Regions from separate parts of the Homo sapiens genome. Here regions 1 and 2 are each linked to region 3. A link is a loop called in an ENCODE intact Hi-C map of the cell type or tissue named here. Cell type or tissue: ascending aorta. All regions are shown on one strand.

Region 1 (2,500 bases), 280 kb before region 3:
TTTTAGTAGAGATGGGGTTTCACCATATTGGCCAGGATGGTCTCAATCTCTTGACCTTGTGATCTGCCCACCTTGGCTTCCCAAAGTGCTGGAATTACAGGCATGAGCCACTGCACCCAGCTTTTTTTTTTTTTTTTTTTTTTTTTTTAGACAGAGTCTCACTCTGTTGCTTAGGCTGGAGTGCAGTGGTGCGACCTCAGCTCACTGCAACCTCCACCTCCCAGATTCAAGTGATTCTCCTGTCTCAGCCTCCCAAGTAACTGGTACTACAGGGATGTGCCACCATGCCTGGTTAATTTTTTTGTATTTTTTCGTAGAGATGGGGTTTCACCATGTTGGCCAGGCTGGTCTCAAACTCCTGACCTCAAGTGATCTGTCTGCCTCATCTTCCCAAAGTGCTGGGATTACAGGCGTGAGCCACCATGCCCAGCCTATCCTGTTTTACTCTTCTTTATAGCACCATCTCCACATGAAATCACACCACACATGTTCATGCACTTGTTTACTGTATGTCGTCACTGCTGTTCCTGAAGCTCCATGAGGATGGGGTCTTAGCCTGCCTTGGTCCCTTGCTTTATCCAGGGTGCCTAAAACAATGTCTATCGCATATCAATCACATAGCAGAATGTCTATCACAATATTTATTGAATGACTGAATCAGCAAACTCACATATAAAATTTGGGACAATCCAAAACTTTTTGAGAAACAACTTTTAGACTCAACACACAATGGGTGTACGTATCCTTTTTTAGCACATGGCTCATGTAGAGGCCATTTTATCTGTGATGGATTTACCACAGGGCCACAGTGCTTACAAAGAAGAGAGAGAATTGAACATTCTAAAGCGCGTTTAGCGCAAGGAAGGTCCTGCCTGGGCACTGGAGTTCTGGGTGGGACTTTGTTTTCCTGCAGCATAGTAAGGTACTGACAGATTCAGACTTTGGTGCATTCCCAGGACATGTGGCTTCCAGCAGAAAGGTGGGTCATTTCCAAGCAGTCGAAGCATTTCGTCTGTGCGACACAATTTAGAGCCCTTCCAGAATCCATTTTCTCAGTGGACCTCCAGGAATTCCCTGTCAGGAAAGAGTCAGACCTGCAGGGGGAGCTGATAGCATGCGTCCATCCTGGAAAGCCTCAGAAAATGGGGGTCCAGAAATCTAGCTATTCCTTCAAGTGGGATGGATTTAAAAGGTTATCGAATTTTATAAACATCCAGGATATTATTCTCTTACTCCTGCCAGAGGCTGAGAAATTGAAAGATTCTTAAGACTCAAAATCGCAAGTGGTCAAATTGCTTTTATACAGCCCGTATACGGCAGGATTTTATCGGAACTCTGGGGCCACTTCCTCTTCAAGGATAGATTTGAGAGTCCCTTATCTCCTTGTCTACAGACGTTGCCAAGGTGGTGGCTCCAAATGATGGTGAAGAATGCACAAGAAACACTGTCAAAATTCTGCCTCAAAAACACAAGAAGCCAGCTCTCATTATGAGATAGAAACTCTTGTGGGTTTATTGAGAGGACCCCAGAATTTCGCTTCATGCAAACAAGAGCAAAACCATGTGACCGTCCTGTTCAGAGGCCGAAAAATACTCAGCAAAATGGAAATCACTGTATTAATCTTTGTTTATTCACAAATAGCCAGGTCAGAATTAATTATCAAACCTTGCTTCTAAGTTCACACCAGGAACTCCATTAAGCTTTCCTGAAGCTGGTTTTTTTTTTGTGGGTCATAAAGTTTGCTTACTCTCAGACTCCAGTCCTTCAAGGCAACCCCTGGCAATGACAAAGAGTCCTAGTTCCCATCCCACTGTCACTCTAACAAGAGCCAGAATAGTGAGAAGGAAAAGGGGGTGGTTCCTCTCCGCCTGCTGTCCTGTGTTAGATCTGGGAAAGGGCAGGAGGAGACCTTTGCTGAGAGTGGTGGGCCTGGGACTGCCTCCAAGGCAAAAGTATTCAAGTCTTCACAGTGGCCTCAGCATCTCCTTTTCAAGCTTGTGAATTCCTGGACTTCTTTCTCAAGATCTTAAAACCAAAACAGCATATAGAAAAATACATTTTTCAAGGTTGCTCATTCCTTGTCCACACGGTAACATCCATGTCAGTGTATCTGATTATGTGCTCAGATCTCAGCAAGCTGTGGCTGCAAAATAAGGATGCATCTAGATTGTAATGACTTGGAGTCATCACCCGCCCAAAAGAGCAGAAAATTCAGGCCCCCTTCCCTTGGTTCCCTTCCTCAGGGTCCATGTTTGTCTACTATTACTTACATAATTAATAGCTCTAAAGGAATGCATCTTACAACTAACATCAAAAATTAAAAACACAACTCTTGGAGTACCTCCAGTTCAAGGTGTTGGCTGTTCCTAGTTGTCTGATGGTCATCCTCAGCCTGTGTGCTGAGGATCCACTCATCTGGTCGTCCCTGCTTGGAGTTATCTGCACTGGGATAACTGGAGGTGGGAGGCAGTGGAAATTTCGATTCCCAATGCCTCTCAGA
Region 2 (2,500 bases), 75 kb before region 3:
AGGTGCAGTGGCTCATGCCTGTAATTCCAGCACTTTGGGTGGCCGAGGCGGGTGGATTGCATGAGGCCAGGAGTTTGAGACCAGCCTGGCCAACATGGCAAAACCCCATCTCTACTAAAAATACAAAACTTAGCTGGGTGTGGTGGCACACGCCTGTAATCCGAGTTATGTCTGGAGGCCGAGGCACGAGAATTGCTTGAATCCAGGAGGTTACAAAGAGCTGAGATTGCGTCACTGCACTCCGGCCTGGGCAACAGAGTGAGACTCTGTCTCAAAAAAAAAAAAAAGAAAAGAAAAAAAGAAAATTAATAGAATATAAGGCAGCATCATTTATTATAATTTTTATTAGTATGGTGTCATTTAATGTGCTTTTACTTACAAATTTATGATATGCTTCTTTTATTTGTAAATTTATGATTGTGTCCATTTTTATTATACTAGAAATGGAGAAGAAGCTCTTGGAGGAAAGAACTTTAAAACAGAAAGTGGAGAACCTATTGCTAGAAGCTGAGAAAAGATGTTCTCTATTAGACTGTGACCTCAAACAGTCACAGCAGAAAATAAATGAGCTCCTTAAACAGAAAGATGTGCTAAATGAGGATGTAAGTATTAAGTGTACTAATGATTAATAATAAACTAATGAATTAATAGGTTTATTCATGAAGGTCTAGTGATGGTTTCATAATTTTAAAGTTTTTCTTATAATAGTCTGCAACCTGTTGGTTTAACTAAATTTTGATGATATACTAAAGGAATCATAATTTAAACATTTTTAAAGTTATATTTACCTTATTATATTTTATTTAAAAAATACAATTATAATATTATTAGAAATACAAAAAAAATTTTAGTATGAAATGAATTAGCTACCTAAGGGTAAAAAAATCTGTTTTACATCACCATATTTTATACCAACTTCATTGATTAGAAAAATGGAAATAATTTACTTATATACCAAGTACACAATTTATTTCTTAGGTTAGAAACCTGACATTAAAAATAGAGCAAGAAACTCAGAAGCGCTGCCTTACACAAAATGACCTGAAGATGCAAACACAACAGGTTAACACACTAAAAATGTCAGAAAAGCAGTTAAAGCAAGAAAATAACCATCTCATGGAAATGAAAATGAACTTGGAAAAACAAAATGCTGAACTTCGAAAGTAAGTTAATTGATTGAGATGTTTTAATATGCATAATTATCCATGTATAAGTTAATTTTGGTGTATCTGTGGATTTTCTTTTGAGCATTTTACTTTCTAGACCATGTTTTCTATTTATTTCTGTACAGGTAATGTGTTGAGTGTCACTGTTGTCCTTCGAGATTATATTCGTTTCCCCAACAGTTTTTACTGCTGCTACCTAATTACAATGTGATGATAGAGGAAGTGTTGGTGATGAGGCAGAAGAAAATATCTGGGATTTTCATACCATGCTTTTAGATTCCTCCTCAGGGCTCTTTCTCAAGCTTATTGTCCGTGTGCCTGTTTGTTTCCTTAGTTTCTTAGACTTGGAAATGTTTGACTGTTAAATAAACAGCATGTAAATTTTTAATCATGTCATAGGATGTACTCTAGTGTCTACTTGATTTACTTATAAAATGGAGAACATATTGTTAAAATACTTTAAAAATATTATAGGCACGATTGTGCACGTCTGTAGTTCCAGCTACTTGGGGAGCTGAGGCAGGAGAATCACTTGAGGTGAAGTGAGATTGCTTTGCACTGTGATCATGCCTGCGAATAGCCACTACATGCCATCCTGGACAGCATAACAAGAACTCAACTCTAAAAAAGATAAAATATATAGTAAATATACTATTAAAATTTGTCCCATTTATTCTATTAGTAGGAGAATTACTTCTTCCTAATCATGACCAAAGGTCATATTGGATCCCGGTTGTTTGATGAAAGACAGTGTGATAGAGTGGAAAGAAAAAAGTCTTTGGATCCAGACAGACTGAGTTGTGAATATTGGTTCTGTTACTTACCAACTAACCAACATCGGGCAAATGATTTAATTTCTCTAAGCCTTTTATCACACTTGTGAAAGGGAGCAGTAATAGCTTCCTTGTTAGGGATCTTGTAAAGGATAGCAATGGTTTATTTAAAGCATCCATCATATGATAAGTGTTAGGGACTATTACTGCTAGATCTGTTACTGTTACAACTACTACAGCTACTACTAATGTATCCTCATTATAATTGTCTGCTTTATGCATACCTGTGACAGGTCAGTAAGACTGATGCTATCTAAGAAAAGATGCTTAAAATATTCAAGTAGACTTTGTTCTTTTTGCTGAGCTGATCTATTTATTGCCAGGGTAAGCCTAGACCTTCAACTTCATGAGATTTAAACTTTTAAAATTGGAACTAGAAATTGGAACAGTAATCAGACATCTTTGTCTTTGTGTTTTTTGTGGGTTTTTTTTCTGTATATTAGCTTTATTTTTCTCTCTTATTTCAGGCCAGCTTTTTATTCTAACGATAGTGTTTATGCA
Region 3 (2,500 bases):
ATGAATGCATGAAGGAGCATCCTTTCCCCGAGTCAGGTCAGACAGCCAGCTCCTCTAACCCAGACTAGGCCAGCAGGCTCCAGCTCAAGGGATTACCGGCCGCGTCGCAGTCGGAATGAACGAGGTGGGGCTGCTCTGACCCAGCGGCATCTGGTCTTGGCTTCCATCTTCCTCGCTTCTTAGGCTCAGGCTCGGGTCTGGCTCTGGGCTGGGCTGGTGACCCACCTTCCCCCGGGCATGCCATGCCCTCTGTCCCTCAGCCAGATCATTTGCCCTCCCATCTCCCTTTCTCCAAAACCTTCCCCAACTTGCAGTCAGGCTGCGGAGTCAGGGTGGAAAAGGGAGGGCAGGTACTCACCAGCGCTGCTGGCCCCGCCGCTCGGCCTCCAGGAGCTCCCGCCACAGCTGGTCCTGCTGCACGCCATCGCAGGCAGCTCCCTGAGCCACCCGCTGCGCCTTCAGAGCCTGGGGGGCCTGGCAGCCACCAGCAAGACCCCTGCTGGCCATAGGGCCACCCCGGGCAGCTGGGGAGACCGAGGCTGGTGGCCTGGTGGGGGGCAATCGGTACCCAGCTGATGTGGTTCTCTGGAGCCCAGGGGTGGGGTGGCTCCCCATGGTGCAAGTGTGTGTGTGTGTGTGCGCTTGTGTCAGAGAGAGAGAGAGAGAGACCTGTGCCTGAGCTCAGCTCAAACCTCCTCCTGGAACACTCTGTCCCTCCTAACCCCGGGAGAGCCTGGGCAGGGTCCTCCTCACTGTCCCTTTAGGCCTCGAGCTCAGAGTGGCCGATGGGGACAGGGCTCTCCGGGCTGGGGAGAGCATTTGAGCCCAGTTTCGTTTTGAACTCCCGCCTGTGCTGTGTTGACTGTTGTCCTGGGAACGGACAGCTCCTAGGAAAGGGGCGGGCCCCGTGTGTGTGTGTGTGTGTGTGTGTGTGTGTGTGTGTGTGTGTGTGATCTGAGCCCTAGGGCTGGGGGGCAGAGAGTTCCTGACTAGATGCCACGCCCAGTTCAGCAGCCCCCTACCCCAAGGCCGGAGTCCTCCGCACAGGGTGGGGGAGGGGGAGGGAGCAAAGCTGGGGCTCCTGGGGGCCACCCCCACCATTATTGCACTTGCTTCCGGCAGCCCGTCAGGCCGTGGGGCGATGTTAGTCCTGTGCTGCCCCCTCGTGGATGCTGCGAGGCTCGCAAGAAATGGTGGCCCTGAGGGCGCTTTGGGAATTGTGGATCAGGCATCAGTGTGAAGCTTCCTGCTTGTTTGGGAACGATGGCGGAAGTCATGAGCTTATGTTGGGCGAGGAAAATGAGTGCAATGCACTAGGAACATCCACTCTGTCTGCAAACCCAGAGCGTTCACACAGCACTCTGCTTTATCTGAGACCTCCCAGCCATGCCTTTCCAACGCCATTCTACAGATGAGGAAACTGAGGCCCTTACCGGCAAGATTAAGTGACCGCCCACGGTCACACAGTCAGTCACCAGCTGAAAGGAACAGTGAGAATCTGAGGGCTTATGGTCCGAGCCCTCAGCCCTGTTTCTGCTCTAACTGGGTACAACCAGGCTCCCTCCGTGGCAGCCTCTCCTGGTCTGGCTCAGCTGAGCTCCATGGACGCCCGCTGCTCTCATCACTTCTGCCTCCTGCACTCTCTGCTTCCGGTTCTCTGAGTTTTGTGCTGTTCCGGTAGGTGCTGGCAGATTCACAGTTCCTTCCACGCAGCTTCTCTGTGGGTCCATTCAGCTGGCGCGCTGCTTCCTATCTTTGTAAGGGAAGAGCTAAGTGCAGACAAAGCCCTGACGAATAGAGGCCTGCGCAGAGTGCCCGGGGTGCAGGGCAGCAGGGCAGCCAGTGAACCACTGAGCTCGCACTGTAGCCAGTCCTGTGTGCCCCTGCTGGATTCTGCTTCTATGAGGGAGGCAGCAAGGAGTTGGGACTTCACAGGTGAAAGGACTTGCCAGGTAGAAAAACTGGGGTGACCACAAAAGCTTGGATGCAAGAGAGAGCCTGGTATTTTGGGAGATGTGGGGGAGGAGACAAGGACGGGGGTGGCAGGGCACATGGGGGCAGGCCCCGGGGTATTTTCCACGGTATCCTGCACCCAGTGGGGAGATACCGATGGGCTGTGAGCCCCAAGGGAGCTGCAGGGAACAGAACCATCAGGACAGGGGCAAAAAACAGGTGAGGTCACCATTGCCATGGCGTGGTGTGGGTGAGCAGTGGCAACGAAGCCCCTACTGGGCTCGGGCGGAGGGCTGGCGTGGAGAAGACAGGGCTGAGAGCCAGGCCAGAAAGAGCTGCCAGCTTCGTCTTCCCACACTTGCATGAGGACGGAGCTGAGGGATGGGACCTTTTGGAAAAACATTAGTCTAAAATCAGAGCTGCAGGCCTGGGACTCTGTCTCTCCTCTGTTCCTCCCCTTGGAGCTGGGATGACACAGGGTGGCATCTAGTGACTTAAATTTTCCTGGTAAAGATGAGCACAGCAGGAGTGCGGCGGGGTGGGCCTC

The links. Hi-C counts contacts between places; a loop is a spot of excess contacts. Peaks named below come from ENCODE experiments on the same cell type or tissue, not always from the same donor. Only the 100,000 strongest peaks of a DNase experiment are listed, where the experiment ranks them.
Region 1: it touches region 3 in a loop (9-fold over the local background); 72 of 110 quality-filtered maps call a loop at or near these places.
Region 2: it touches region 3 in a loop (2.7-fold over the local background); 20 of 110 quality-filtered maps call a loop at or near these places.

The regions. Positions count from the first base shown.
Region 1 is chr2:11,410,799-11,413,298 of GRCh38, reverse strand. All of the region lies in intron 2 of LOC105373429 (a long non-coding RNA gene), which reads right to left. Among named protein-coding and RNA genes, the nearest start is that of LINC00570, 18 kb to the right of the region's middle. In ascending aorta, a CTCF peak has its summit at 1,102 (motif pointing right); a DNase peak (open chromatin) is centred at 1,088; H3K4me3 peaks cover 1,168 bases.
Region 2 is chr2:11,206,389-11,208,888 of GRCh38, reverse strand. It overlaps ROCK2 (Rho associated coiled-coil containing protein kinase 2), which reads left to right. Exons shown (of 33, transcript NM_004850.5): 19 at 442-602; 20 at 979-1,163. Among named protein-coding and RNA genes, the nearest start is that of SLC66A3, 52 kb to the right of the region's middle. In ascending aorta, no CTCF peak of the experiment used is centred here; no DNase peak of the experiment used is centred here.
Region 3 is chr2:11,131,450-11,133,949 of GRCh38, reverse strand. CIMIP5 (ciliary microtubule inner protein 5) reads right to left here and starts at 822. Exons shown (of 3, transcript NM_001371321.1): 1 at 359-822. The coding sequence starts at 615. FLJ33534 (Putative uncharacterized protein FLJ33534) reads left to right here and starts at 1,774. Exons shown (of 9, transcript NR_040080.1): 1 at 1,774-1,935. In ascending aorta, a CTCF peak has its summit at 1,162 (motif pointing left); a DNase peak (open chromatin) is centred at 1,129; H3K4me3 peaks cover 1,600 bases.